3 separate regions of the Homo sapiens genome follow, and all the other regions are linked to region 1. The links are chromatin contacts, found by Hi-C or POLR2A ChIA-PET in ENCODE. All regions are on one chromosome and are shown on one strand. Each heading gives the region's core, a stretch centred on a gene start or an enhancer-like site at or near the end of the contact. The rest is flanking DNA. Distances are from core to core; before and after follow the strand shown. Region 1 has its middle 82 kb from the start of EGFL6. Region 2 has its middle 110 kb from the start of FAM9C. Region 3 has its middle 91 kb from the start of LINC02154.

Evidence for each region. A loop is a pair of places that touch in the nucleus more often than their neighbours do. ChIA-PET counts read pairs that join two places held with the same protein, here RNA polymerase II (POLR2A). Pooled maps may share reads with other maps.
Region 2: a loop to region 1 is called in a pooled map, with 2.7 times the contacts of the local background. The contact joins two enhancer-like sites. A Hi-C loop is called at or near these places in 2 of 168 maps with a recorded cell type or tissue (cardiac septum and endothelial cell of umbilical vein), 1 of 37 single-sample maps with no recorded cell type and 12 of 50 pooled maps.
Region 3: a map of endothelial cell of umbilical vein shows a loop between it and region 1 (10-fold over the local background). The contact joins two enhancer-like sites. A Hi-C loop is called at or near these places in 11 of 168 maps with a recorded cell type or tissue (A673, Calu3, IMR-90 and 7 more) and 10 of 50 pooled maps. POLR2A ChIA-PET finds 5 or more read pairs at or near these places in 2 of 52 experiments (AG04450 and PC-9).

Annotation. Positions count from the first base shown.
Region 1 is chrX:13,485,461-13,490,444 of GRCh38, forward strand. No RefSeq gene overlaps it. Among named protein-coding and RNA genes, the nearest start is that of EGFL6, 82 kb to the right of the region's middle. RefSeq lists an enhancer at 1,396-1,495. Within about 2 kb of position 2,836, at least 25 of the 41 ENCODE cell types and tissues checked have a DNase peak (open chromatin) inside an H3K27ac peak, as active enhancers do; they include endothelial cell of umbilical vein, where a contact is called at or near this core.
Region 2 is chrX:13,149,377-13,154,360 of GRCh38, forward strand. No RefSeq gene overlaps it. Among named protein-coding and RNA genes, the nearest start is that of FAM9C, 110 kb to the left of the region's middle. RefSeq lists an enhancer at 3,010-3,609. Within about 2 kb of position 2,200, at least 3 of the 41 ENCODE cell types and tissues checked have a DNase peak (open chromatin) inside an H3K27ac peak, as active enhancers do.
Region 3 is chrX:13,209,994-13,214,977 of GRCh38, forward strand. No RefSeq gene overlaps it. Among named protein-coding and RNA genes, the nearest start is that of LINC02154, 91 kb to the right of the region's middle. Within about 2 kb of position 2,583, at least 3 of the 41 ENCODE cell types and tissues checked have a DNase peak (open chromatin) inside an H3K27ac peak, as active enhancers do; they include endothelial cell of umbilical vein, where a contact is called at or near this core.

The DNA of each region.
Region 1 (4,984 bases), core at 1,586-4,085:
TTTTCCCATCTGCGCATCAAGGACAATAACAGCACTTTGCTCATAGGGTGTTTACAATATATAAATGAGTATAGAGTGCTTAGCACAGGGCTTGGCATATGGCAAGCCCTTAATAAATGTTAAGAGTTGATATTGCAAACCAAGCTCCCTGCCTTGCTTCTCTCTTCAAGACAGAGTCCATTCTTCACATTTCCATTTTCAAGCCTTCTCCCTATGGACAATATTTGGACTTGTCTAGGTCCTTTCTCCACCATGGCCACCCTCAGGACATGATAATGCCTAGAAACATTCAGTATGGAGGAGCCACAGTCTGGGCTACTCTGAAAACCCTCTGAAGCACCTGTCAGTGGCAGGAAGGAGACTCTGTTATTCTTCCTGCAGTGTCTCAGTTTCCTACGAGTAACTACTTCTTGGTGGACTTGTATTGTTACATGCATGTGCACATGTGTGTACACACACACACTTGCAAAGGACAGTGATTCTCAGAAACTGGGGAGTCTCAATCCATGAAGGGACAATTGAATCTGCCTTGGTTCTCCTTCCCACGATGGAAACACCAACATATATTACTGCTGTATAGAAGGTGGGTTCTCTATTCACATCGTCCTGCTTCTAAGAAGAATATTGCTAGGGGCATCGTAGTACACAAGAAGCAAAGCCTATAATAGCACCACTTCAAACAGCAGGGCCATTTACCTTTAATTTCTACTTTTAGAAATGAAGTATACAAAGGCTTGGCACAAGATCAGAATCAGACACTATTCTTTACCTTGGACCAGAAAAAATTCTAAGGCAGGGTTACCACCCCCTTCTAGTTTCTGAAATGGAAAGGAAAAAGCATAGAGATGTATTTTCCCTTGTCCGCAGCAAAGAGCAGGGGTGGCTCTTCCAACTGTATTTGTTCAACACATGTTAATTGGGCACCTATAATATGTAAGTGGTGGACACTGAATGGAAATCCAAAAAACATAAATCTGGTCTTGTCTTTAAACAGACGGTAATCTAGTCAGAGGCAGGGGAATGCTTCAGAAGGACAGGCGGAGAAAAAGAGGTGGTGCCCTGATCACTACTTTACACCACCAAGTGCTTGGTCCTTGGTAGCAAAGTTTAAACTATGGTTTTAAAAAGAGTTGAAGTCTGGGGCAAGCCTAGTGTGTGTGTGAATCCATTCAGAGCCCAGAATTCATCTTAGCTATGATTTTCAAAAACCACCCATACTATGGGCTTTTCCTTTATATAGCTCTTCAGTCCACACATATCTGATAAAGTCTACAACTACATGCATGCATCCTAGATAGATCGTCTGTGCTGCCCCATAATTCCTACCAATCCCCCATTCTATTGTCAACTGCCATCTAACATCTGAAGGGGTTTGGGGCAAGAGTTTTTAGGAAAACATTTTGAAGTAAGAGATTGAGTAGATGATTCTCACTTAGGACATCACCATCATCCTGGCACATTTGTCTTCTGTTAGCAGACAATGTCACTATAAGAAAGAGAATACCAGGCAGTCCAAGGAGAGAGAATGCTGACCACAAAGCATTTTTTTTTTTTTGAGACGGAGTCTCGTTCTGTCACCCAGGCTGGAGTGCAATGGTGCGATCTCGGCTCACTGTAAGCTCCGCCTCCTGGGTTCACGCCATTCTCCTGCCCCAGCCTCCTGAGTAGCTGGGACTGCAGGCACCTGCCACCACGCTCGGCTAATTTTTTGTATTTTTAGTAGAGACGGGGTTTCACCTTCAAAACATTTCTTACGTGGTGGCTCTCCAAATTAAAGAAAAGGTTTTAAATGAATGATGATGAATACATACCCTGCTCTGATTGGTAACTTTCACCATTAAACCTGCAAATTAAAAGGCATTTAAGCCAAAATTCATCCTCCCCACAACCTTGAGGGAATGAGTCACTGAAGCAATTCTCACGTTTCTCCAGGCAGAAAGACAGGAGACTTTCCAAAAAAGGTTGTAGTTTTCCTGTTTCCTTGGCTGCCTCCACACATAGCCCAGCCATGACCACATGTGGTGATGGGCAGGAACCTATTGCCTTATTTGGCAATCTTGAGCCCTCTTTGTAGGGCTATTGGGGGCAGGATGAAAAGTCCAGATCAAAACCACAATCGTGAAAAACAATGGAGAGTCAGATAAAGGAAGTAGGCATTTTATCTAGATTAAATATAAAATATTGACCCAAGAAGTAAATGTTTTCATATGCATTGCTTCTTAAAGGACTCGTAGGAAAATATTTAGAATCTGCCATTTTTCTGTAATAATTTCACTCATTTTCCTTCTAGCCATGATGCTGACTGCATTTCCCAGCTGCTGCTGAAACAGCTCTTCTGTTGGGGGAGATTATGTGGGCTAACATTCACCCACGATTCTCTAAACTGATGTTTCTCAAGTATCCTTCATTCTGACCCCAACATGTGCTGTGTGCATTCATTACTGCTGACAGCAGGAACAGTGTGGGTCCCAAACAAGGAGATTGCACAATGAGAAATGGAGGCTAAGGGCATGAATGTTCTGAATTTTATAGCTTCCTGTCTGCTTTCCCTTAGGGGAATATAATTGGGGGACTGGACCCAACACAAATCTCAACTACGCATTTAGGCCTCCACAAAGAAGCAAGACTTCTAGTCCTTTCTGGAGCATTGCAAGCTGTACAGAAAAAAATACATTCCTCAGGGATTCTGCCGGCAACCACTCCTTTTATTCTGTGGTTCCCCAAAGATAAGGTCAGTCAGCTCAGAGAGGAAAGGAAAATGGAATGGGGAGAGACAGGATCAACCAGTAACGGGTGTGTCATCTCAAACTGGAGTGTGTGTCCATTGTCAACCCCAAGAAACCCAGAAAAACAAAATCTTTTTCCCCAGGTGGTGAGAGTGTCAACTGCATATGAGAGGGAAGGGTGCCCTCTGCTGTCATCTGTGATTTTTGGTTTTTAATTTCAAAGGAAACGTTCCAGCTCCATGTAAATCAGACTTAAACATTTTTGCCAGGCACGGTGGCTCAGGCCTGTAATCCCAGCACTTAGGGAGGCTGAGGCGGGCAAATCACAAGGTCGGGAGTTCAAGACCAGCCTGGCCAATATGGTGAAACCCCATCTCTACTAAAAATACAAAAATTAGCTGGGCATGGTTGTGGGCACCTGTAATCCCAGCTACTTGGGAGGCTGAGGAAGGAGAATCGCTTGAACCCGGGAGGCAGAGGTTGCAGTTAGCCAAGATTGTGCCACTGTACTCCAGCCTGGGCGACAGAGCGAGACTCCATCTCCAAACAAACAAACAAAAAACAAAAAAGGAAACATTTTACACATTAAATAGGGAAGCCAAACTTGGGATTTTGACCGTCTTAACTAGGCTGGGTTCTGTGTCGGATGAGAGAGACTTGAGGGATAGCACAGGCAGCAATCACAATTCCATTTCAGATGTCCTGCTGAGAGAAAATTGTGGTTTGGAAGAGGGCCTGTGAGCTTTATATATTCAGGACAATTTGCTTAGAAATAAAACGACTTCTTGGGAGCAGGGTTCTCCTTGGGTGGCAGCATACTTGGACAGCATCTCCATTTGTTTCCCTGTCCTTTCCCAGTAAACCAATTTGGGTTCATTATTAGATTCCTGAGTTTGTTTCTTTGGGAAAGAAAAATAAAATACAGTTCTCACTTAGGGAGATGGAAGGCAATGGCTTTGCATGAAGATACGAATTTAAAACAAATAAATACAAGTGTTCAACTCTGATGAAAGATGAGTTGTATGATTTAATGTGCTTTCCTAGGGACATGTAAATTAACTGAGATATAAAATAATGAATCTGCACATCTGCCTTAGAGTTCATCCAAATGCAATCTACAAGGCAAACTTAATCACGGTTATAATTAATACTTTGCAAATGGAAATGACTGGAAATGAAAGGCCGCAAACAACATCGATATTAATGCTTCAGTATTTGTTCTCTCCCTAGTTTTTACTTTCAAAAGTGTTTTTATCATCTTCTACAAAAGTCATACCTTGTACTTTATAAGGCATTTTGTTATATAGCCTCTTTATAGCTGAATTCATCCCATTATCAAAGGGTCATAGTTGGATTACCTACCTACTTAGATGTTTCTAAACATTTCTGATTTCATTTTGCATTCTAGCAACCGGCTGACTCCACCCGAACTCGGGACTCATGACTCAACCAGTCCTTTGGCCCCCACCCAGAGGCAGGCTTAGCTCACAAGGACTATTTTCCACACCCCTATGATTTTATCATTAACTAATCAGCAGCACCCATTCCCCAGCCCTCTGCCCACCAAATTATTCATAAAAACGCTACCATCTGAATTCTTGGGGAGGCTGATTTAAATAATAACTCCAATCCTTCTGCTTCGCTAGCTCTGCATTAATTAAACACTTTGCTGAAAAAAAAAATCTGGTTTCAAACATCTATCACTTGAACCCTTTTGGATTTAAGTAACGGAACCCAACTTGACCAAGGGAGGATTTATCTGCCTATGTTAATCAACATTAAGGTCAGAAGTGCAGCTAGATCTCAGAGAGGACAGGAATCAAGAGGCTAAATTGCATCAAAGTTTTCTCCATCTTTCATCAGTGCTAATTTCATTCTCTTTTCTCTTGAGATTGGCTTTTCCTATGAGAAAGAAACCATGGCTGCTGGCCACTTTTGGGTTCATATTTCCCCACCTCCATCTTCCAAAAGAAAAAAGGATGCCTTCTCTTAAATCCTATGTTTTAAATCCCAAGGAAAGTTTCCGATTGCCTTTGCCTAGGTTATGAGTTCATATATGTGGCCAGGGTGGATGGGGTACTAAGATGGACAATTAGAAGAAAGTAGACCTGTATAGACAAAATAATAGAACTTTCTTTCATGGGGCTTTTCTTGTGTGTCAGGCACTGTGGTAAGCATTTTTTCATTTTTTGTACATAATTTCCTTTAATTCCCCAAACAATCCTACAAGAAAAGTGTTATTATTAGATTCTGGAATT
Region 2 (4,984 bases), core at 950-3,449, 340 kb before region 1:
ACTCCAAATCCCACTCACTATAAGAGCCCAGTCCCAGGCTCATGTTCCAGAAGCATCATGAGACCTAGAGCTAGACAGAAGGGTCTAGACTGTAGAGGATCCCTGGTTCACTACATATGAAGTGGGGCCCTGGTATTTATTAAATATTTTCCAGGTGATTCTGATGACCAGCCAGAGTTGGTAATGACTAGTTTAGTTTTTCCTCAGTGGTTCTCAGTGTGTGATGAGCCATCACCTTCACTGGGAACTTGTTAGAGATGGAAAATTTCAGGTCTCCACCTTAGACCTACTGAATCAGAAACTCTAGGAATGGGGACCAGCAATCTGAGTATTCGCAAGTCCCAGGGGCTTCAAGTCTGTGAACTACTGGTTCGTTTCCGAGGTGCTGTCTCTCCAGCCCTAGGGGAGTCTATGTTTTAAATGTTCCACAGACATTTGTGATGCCAGCTCAGTCTGGGGAAGCACTTAGCAAAGAAAGCCAAGACCCAGGAAGTTACACGGCATGGCCAAGTTCATAGTCATGTAGTGACCTAACCAAGGACTAGACACCCTGACTCCTGATTCTCACTTAGAACTCAGGCCTACTCTGTGCTTTCAGCCTGTGAGGAGTCCAGCTTCTGAGAGCTTTTCCATCTCTAAACTCTCATTAATATTTACTATGCTCTTTATCATTCCTTTGAGCTCCAAACCAAGTTCTGCCTTGCCTTTCTCATTAACTTTTCTTGAGATTCAAGCTGGGGCAGGGTGTGGCCTCCTAGTACAAGGCATGCTGTCAATGTTTGTCTTCTATGAGCTCTTTGAGCAAAGCAGCTATCCCAACTCCCACTTTCCCACCCTGCTCCCGTCCTTATCACAGCAGTGAGCAGTTTGTTTGCCTATCTTTCCCCCTCTAGTTGAGAACAGAAGGCTTACTTAATATTAACAGAATGAATTGAATACACCTGTCTGTCAGTCTGCTTTAATTATAATTTTTCTTTAATATTTTGAGTATAATATTTATATTTAAAAAGTTTTTATGTGACATCATGACAACTGTGACTTGTAAATATTTTTTGGAGAGAGTTTTTTCTTAAAATTCTTTTTTTACTTTTAAATTTATTTACTTAAATTGACAAATAAAATCGTATATATTTATCATTTACAACACGTTGTTTTAAAATATGTATATATCATGGAATGGCTAAGTCGAGACAATTAATATTTATTACCTCACATTCTTATAATTTTTTTTTGTGGTGAAAACACTTAAATCTACTCTCTTAGCACTTTTCAAGAATATGGCAAGGCACAGTGGCTCATGCCTGTAATCCCAGCACTTCAGGAGGCCAAGGCAAGGAGGATCACTTGGACTCAGGAATTTGAGACCAGCCTGAGCAACACAGCAAGACCTTGTCTCTATCATAATATATAAAATTTTTAAAAGAAGAATATGGGAATTTCAAAAATTGAAGTAAAATTTACATAACACAAAATTAACCACTTTAAAGTATACAATTCAGTGACTTTCAGCATATTCTTTTAGCACTTTTGGCACATAATGAAAAGTTCCAGAACTTTTTCATTGCCCCAAAAGGAAGCACCATTTTCCTTAGTGGTCATTCCTCACTGCCCTCTACCTCCAGCCTCTGGCCATCAACAATCTGCTTTCTCTTTCCATGGATTTGCTTTTTCTGGACATTTCCTATAAATGGAATCGTACAATGTGTGGCCTTTTGTGTCTGGCTTCTTTCACTTAGCATAATTCTTTCAGGTTAATTTGTGCTACAGTGTTTATCAGTACTGCTTTACTTTTTATGGCTGAATAATTTTCCATTGTATGGATAGACCATATTTTGTTTATCCATTCATCCACTGATAAATATTTGGGTTGTTTCTACCTCTTGGCTATGGTGAATGGTGCTACTATGCACATGCATGTACAAGTATTTGTTTCTGTCCCTACTTTCAATTCTTTTGGTAGCCTACACAATTTTAAACATAGGGTGGATACATGTTTTGGTGGGTAATAAGGGACAGTAGGCACCTATTTCACCAGAGGGGTGGCCCCCAAATGGACAATACAGTGTCATGCTTACCTTCACAAGCATAGTCACAAGTTTTGTCCTCTTTTGGAGTCTCACATCATTATTCTTTTGTAAAAGCCCACATAGCTATAGTAGAGAAGTTGCGGGGACTCTAACTCAAAGGTGGGGACCCAGAGCAGCTTTCAATTTACGTGAGTGACTCATTCCTGATGAAGGACTTCCACATAACTAGTACAGTGTCAAGGGAAGGGTTTTTTGCTTCCTCTACTTAATTATAACTTTCAGTTTTTTAGGAAGGAGAAAAAGATTATTATTAGTGTGAAAAAGCACCAGATATTAGATAGCGGCTCAGAAAATATGTTCTGAGGATAGTTTTCCTGACTGAGAAAATGAATTTCCATTTAACATGACTGTTAACTGAAGAATTCCAGTCTTAGGCTCATATACCCAGCTGTGGTAAATAAAAATTTCCCTAGTTTTGGGGTGTGTAAAGAAAACACGGCTTGTCTCCAGTGGCTACCAAAAGGAAACAAACACAAAAAGAAATGGAAGCTGTGAAATGCTAACATCTCTTCAGAGACTTGGAGCCATTTCCAGAACCCTGGGCTTCTCTTTGTAGTCTGGTTGCTATGGCTCTGTCTTCGTTACTGCAAAATACTGTCTGATATACTCTGGTAAGTGGTTACATGAAAGAGTCGATAACCACAGAGGTGCTGGCAGATCCCTATCTTTCAAGCTCTCCTCTCAGCCTGAAGCTTTCTGACGAAGTCTTTCCTCCCAGCTTCTCATTGCTTCTGGAGCTGCCAGTAATTAAAGAGACACAGGAAGAAATAAAAGAAAATGCCACTCACAAGGAATCAAAGAAAACAACACTCAGAACACATCAGCCAGTTCTCTGCTGAAGCTCTCAGGGGCTCTGTGTGGCAGGAATACCAAGCTGAAGGTGGGCTGAATTTTGATTTAAAAGGAGAAGGGTAGACCTTGCAAATATTCTGCCTGGATAGTACACATTGTGGGTTAAGATGTGTCAGTGAGAGTCTCCAGTCTTCAGATGCAAGTTGAGCTCGTTATGATCGACGTGAATCTGCATGTTAAAAGGAGACTCGTTGCTGTGGGCAGTAATGCAGGGAGCTTCTTGAAATTGCCTTTGCGAGAAAAGTTGTAACGGTGAGCTGAGCTAACCCACCCCACAGTTTGCCTTTCCTTTAATTATTCCTGGGCTTTTGGGCCAAGCTGATTTTGAGAGACATTTAGGCTGCAGTTTAAATGATAAAAAGCCTCCCGTAAAACTCAATCGCTTTTGTAACGCTAATGGAAGGCCATCAGGCTGCGGGGAGGAGAGCAGCCTGGGTTCTGCTAAGATGCAAACATGAACAATTGCCAGCCATTATTCCAGAGGTTATAAGATATGCAATTTCCCCAATTACTCCTACAAATAACATCACTATTGTAGAACTTAAGATTGGCCTTTTGAGATATCTTTTCAGGCTTTTTGTATGTCTGACACCCATGGCTCCACCTGGACCCTCCAACTCTGCTCCTGTGGTCCCACCCAGAAGCAATTCAGCACACAGGAGAACAGGTGCAACTGGCTATGATTTCATCTCTGCACCAACCAACCAGCTGCAAGCCTAGCCACCCCCACCCCTTCCCCCAAAGATGCCTTTGAGAAACGCCTAACTTGTGAGCTTTGGAGAATGATTTGAGTACTAACTCCATCTCCCATGTGGTGTGGCCAGCCTGTCTATTAAACTCTTCCTTTGCTACAATACCATGGTCTTTCTTTGTGTAGGGGGCAGGAAAGAACCCCTTGGGCCATTACATTCTAAGAAAACATTAAGAGTATCATGGCTAACCACTTTCTTCTCTCTGCAGCCCCTCCTCATCTATGAATGGATCTGTGACCATTTCTGCTTTGGCCTCCTTCTGAAACCACCTTTGCAAACATCATGACAGTGACAGAAGTCTAGCATGGCTGGCTCCATCTTGCTTCTAGCCTCACAATCTGGCTATTCTTGCTCATTCCTGGGCATAGGCCAAGCTAACCGTGGGAGGAATTTAGTTTACAGTTTAACATTGAAGCAAGGATGATAATAGTTCCTCCCAGAACCCCTCCTTGTTCAGGGACTAAAACTACCTTTGTAAAACTAATGAAGGGCCACAAGATTAGGATTATGGGAGGGGCCTGAATTCTGCTGAGATGTAGGTGTAAACGATAACCAGCCATTGTTCCCTAACTTGCTTTCTATTTTATTTTTATTTTTTAAAGAGACAGGGTCTCACTATATTGCTCAGGCTGGCCTTGAACTGCTGAGTTCAAGAGATCCTCCCACCTCAGCCTCCCAAAGTGTTGGAATTACAGATGTAAGCCACCATGCCCAGCCTCCTAGCTTGCTTCTGTAATCCCTTACTACTCAGGAGTCATGTGGCAGAAATTATAAGATTTGTGACTTCCCCAATTGCTCCCGTAGATAACATCACTAGTGTAAAACCTAAGATTGGTCTTTTGAGATGGTTTTCAGATTTTTGCATTATGGCAACCAACTGACTCTACCCCGACCCATGACTCATGACTCAACTAATCCCGTGGCCCCCACCCAGAGGCTGAGTCAGTGCACAAGGATTGTTTTCCACAACCCTACAATTTCATTCCTAACCAATCAGCACACCCAATCCCTAGCCCCCTGCCTGCCAAAATATCCTTGAAAAAACCCTACCCTCCAAGCTTTTGGGGAAGCTGATTTGAGTACTAAACTCTTGTTCTTCCACTTAGCTGGCCCTGTGATTATTAAACTCTTTCTCTACTGCAGTACCACTATCTCAGTGAATTGGTTTTATCTGCGCAGCGGGCCAGAAGAACCCATCAGGTGATTGTACTTCCCTTCCTTCCCAGTGGAAAAGGGGTTCCTCATCCAGTCCAGGGGCCCCCAAGAAGCTTCCCTCTTTTTGTAAATCAGCTT
Region 3 (4,984 bases), core at 1,333-3,832, 280 kb before region 1:
TAGTATTTCACCAGGATAATCCCTTTCCCATGCAGTGAAACTCTTCTGTGACCTGTGACTTCTGTGTTGGTGGGAGTGTAAATAGTTCAACCATTGTGGAAGACAGTGTGGTGATTCCTCAAGGATCTAGAACTAGAAATACCATTTGACCCAGCAATCCCATTACTGGGTATATACCCAAAGGATTATAAATCATGCTACTATAAAGACATATGCATGTGTATGTTTATTGCAGCACTATTCACAATAGCAAAGACGTGGAACCAACCCAAATGTCCATCAATAATAGGCCAGATAAAGAAAATGTGGCACATATACACCATGGAATACTATGCAGCCATAAAAAAGGATGAACTCATATCCTTTGCAGGGACATGGATGAAGCTGGAAACCATCGTTCTCAGCAAATCACCACAAGGACAGAGAACCAAACACTGCATGTTCTCACTCATAAGTGGGAGTTGAACAATGAGAACACATGGACACAGGGAGGTGAACATCATACACCAGGGCCTGTTGGGGGGTGGTGGGCTGGGGGAGCGATAGCATTAGGAGAAATACCTAATGTAAATGAAGGGTTGATGGGTGCAGCAAACCAACATGGCACATGTATACCTACGTAACAAACCTGCACATTGTGCACATGTACCCTAGAACTTAAAGTATAATAAAAAAAATTTAAAACCCACTAGCAAAAAAAAAATGTTCTTTTTTTGGTTATCAACATAAAATAAACTTTCTAGAATTTCCAAAAATTTAATCAGATATCTCAAATTTCCTGAAGTCCTGTTTGTTGGTGAATTCTTGGTATTTCTTTGAATCGTTCACTTTCAGTAATCATCCCCTCAAGCTAATTTTATCATTCAGAGAAGAATCAAATCTAGTTTCCAAATATCCAGAGTTGTGAGTCTAATTTTATCCCCAAACTGAAATATTAGCTAGTTGTCCCATAGATTGCCCCTGGTCTCACCAACCTTGTTTTGGATCTGCTGAGGAAGTCTCACATCTAGTATCTTTAAAATGAAGTTTTGATCCTGATTCCTAGTTCCATATTCTGGTCTCTATATAAATTTCCCACCACATTAATTGATAGTTAATTACAGGACTCTCTTGGAACTGGCCAACTTCTTCCCACCAGTAATTGACTCAGGCCCAAATTGGATGTCGTGAACTGGCACTGGACTCAAGATGCCCCTTTGTGTCTACTCTCATTTGAACCCTAGAGCTGAAGCTTGAACATTCTGAATTGGTATGCAAGACTGGAGTCCACTGAAATAGGGCTGGGTGAGAGCACCTGGATTAAATTCCCCCCACATTTTTCCTGGCAGTTGTGTTACCATTTAGGTTGAAGGAGGCCATCTTTGTGAGTGGAAATCCTCCAATACACTCATGACTTCACCAAAGACAAGTGTGACATATTCTTCCATTCACTTGAACATTCAAATGGATTTTCTAGAAATTTCTAAATACTACCAGAATTAAACACTTCATGTCCTAGGAGAATAAATACAAAATAATCTGGGGTTTCACTTTCCATGATTTCAGTTACCCATGTTCAACCAACGTTGGAAAATAAGTATGAGTATAGTATAATAAGATATTTTGAGGCTGGGCACAGTGGCTCACGCCTGTAACCCCAGAACTTTGGGAGGCCAAGGCGGGCTGATCGTTTGACATCAGGAGTTGGAGACCAGCCTGGCCAACATAGTGAAACCCCATCTCTACTAAAAATACATAAACTAGCCAGGAGTGGTGGCACACACCTGTAGTCCCAGCTACTTGGGAGACTGAAGCAGGAGAATTGTTTGAACCCAGGAGGCAGAGGTTGCACTGTGCCAAGGTCACTCGACTGCACTCCAGTCTGGGTGACAGAGTGAGACTCGGTCTCAAAAAAAAAAAGAAAAAAAAAGATATTTTGAAAGAGAGAAGGAGACACCACATTTATTTAACTTTATTGCAGTATATTATAATGGTTCTATTTTACTTTTAGTTATTGTTCATCTCTTACCATGCTTAATTTATAAATTACACTTTATCATAGGTATGTATGCATAGGAAAAAACAGTTCATATAGGGTTCAGTGTTATCCAGGGTTTCAGGCATCCACTGGGGATCTTGGAATGTATCCCCCATGGATAAAGGGAGACTATATCTACAGACACACACTCACACAAATAGGTCACAGAAGAGTTTCACTGCATGGGAAAGGGATTATCCTGGTGAAATACTAAGCCAAGTATCGGTGTCCATTTGCTCATTCTCATTAGGATTAAACTGAAAGCTGTTTATCTGCTGCTAGTTGCACAGGGATATATCTTGGCTTTACTTTCCAAATGGATTCTTGGCACAGTTGCATTGTTAGGGATATGGGATCCAAGACAAAAAGAAAAAAAAAACCAACATTGTGCTTAAGGAGTATACAAGAATTATGATTCCTAGATCTTTATCTACCTTGATGTTTTGAAAACTTGCTTTAAGAGAAATACCATGGGCCTGGAGTAGAAGGACAGGAAGGAAGGGGAAGCTGAGAGAACAGCCAGGAAGCTGGGACTAACAGCTGTTCTATTTTTCTGAACAGGGGGAATAAAATTAGGCAAGAGTTACAAATGCATGAGTGTAAAATAACAGCATGTCCAAGCAGGGCAGGGGGGTGGTGAGTCCTTATTGCTTGTGGGTAAAGGACAATTAAAATTAGTTTATGAAAAGTTCATAAAGATGAATAAAGTGAAAGTACTCAGCAAGGTATTCATCTCTCTCTAACACAGGCTTTTCCTGCTGTAGATGCATGAAGGGCGTGCTGAGATTCAATTAGTTTACCACCTCAGTGGATTTCTGCTATACGTACAGATTAAATACCAATTTCTATTCATTTCTGCCTTTCAACATTAAACCAAGGTGTGCGTAATGACGACAACAGCTTTCAACCAAAGGCCACAAAGACAGCTTCACAGGACTGAGCGACGTATCCACCTGGATTTATCTTTATGCAAAAGTCTTCATTTATGGCTTCTTTCTTTGTTCTTTCTCCAAACCAACCACTGTAAACTACACAACATGGCTCTTTTGCTTATTCATTTTTAAAAAGTCTTGTTTATTTATTATATAGAGATGGGGGTCTCACTATGTTGCCCAGGCTGATCTCAAACTCCTGGCCTCAAGCAATCCTCCTGCCTCAGCCTCCCAAAGTGCTGGGATTACAGGCGTAAGCCACTATGCCCAGTCCATGGCTCTCTGTTTATACCTCAGTTTTAAAAATCAGAGTAAACAGTCATTTTGGGCATTTGTTTTTCTGATAAAAGCTTCATAAATGTGCACACTCTTTTGCGTCTGCCTGCTCTCCCCACAGGCCTGTTGCTGCCCAAATCAGTGTGAAGAGTATGCCTTAATGGAGAAAACTACTGCTAAAAAGAGTCCATTAGCCCAATGGATGAATTTCTTGGACTGCATTAAAATCAGTTCAATCATTTAACACAATTATTAAATGCATAATATATAGCGGACCATTTTAGGCATGGAACACAGCACAGCAAATAAAACAGACACAAATCCCTGCCTTTATGGAATTTAGACCCTAGTGGTGATATAGGAAAAAAAATGAATAAAGGGAAGAGGGTTGGGAATGCCCAGGGTGGCGGTGGTAGAGCAGCTTTATAGCAGTTGATCCAGGGACGTAATGTTTGTGGAGATGTTTGAGCAAAGAAGGAGAAGGGAGCCAAGCAGATGTTTGAGAGAGAACATTCCACAAAGGTGAAATAACAAATGTGAAGGCCATGGAGTGAGACTGCCCTGCTGATGGCAAGGCTACACTGATGCCAGGTTGGCTACAGGGAGCAAGGGAGGAAGTGAAGCATAGTTTGGAATTATAATTAAAATTTCAAAAAAAGCGTTCTTTCTCAGCCTGATTCCTACTAGGATAATATTTCTCATTTTCCTTCTCCTTTTAGACAAGATAAATGATTTGAGGTGGGTTATTACTAGAAATTATTAAAAATAATAATAAGGCCATGCTCTCTGATATAGTTTCAATTATTACATTATTATCATATATGAACATATTCAGACTAGAAAAAAGATTATCATAGTCATGATAGTCACCACTATGACCTCTAATGATACAGTTACATCACAGTTTACATCATCTCATTTGAGCTTGTGATAATGCCTGGGTAAGGGGTGCTCCCTTTCTGCAGATAAGGAAAATTTTCCAATGCATTATGTGACTTGTCCAAAATTGCTCAGCTAGTAAATGCTGGAGGAGGGGTATGGACTAGAATTCCAGTATTATTTTTGCTAAATTACACGACTTTCAGTGCCAACATCTGCTCAGAACATCTCTTCTGTCTATAATTTCCCCCTTTAAGAGAGAAAAGACCTGTAGCTAAGAAAGATTGGTTTACCTAATAAGGAAAAAGTAAAATGAACAATGACATTTATTATAATATTGTATATCATACTAAAAATAAGATACCTAAAACTCAGTAATAAGACAGCACAACCTAAAAGCTCAATAATAAGAGACACATAAGTGTGGAATACTTACAGATGTGTGGAACACTATTATTCTATAATAATAAAATAAGAGCCACCCAGAGATGTCTACAACCTAATTTCCAGATTCTGTGTATATGTTACTTGGCAGGGAAAAGGGGAAGTAAGGTTGCAGATGGAATTCGGTTGCTAATCAGGGAGATTATTGAGTGGGCCTATATTAGACCATTCTCACTTTGCTATAAAGAAACACCCGAGACAAAGTCATTTATTTATTTATTTTTATTTTTATTATTATTATTTTTTTTGAGATGGAGTCTCGCTTCGTCACCCAGGCTGGAGTGCAGTGATGCGATCTCAGCTCACGGCAACCTCCTCCTCCCAGGTTCAAGCGATTCTCCTGCCTCAGTCTCCTGAGTAGCTGGGACTACAGGAACATGCCACCACACCCAGCTAATTTTCGTATTTTTATTAGAGACGGGGTTTCACCATGTTG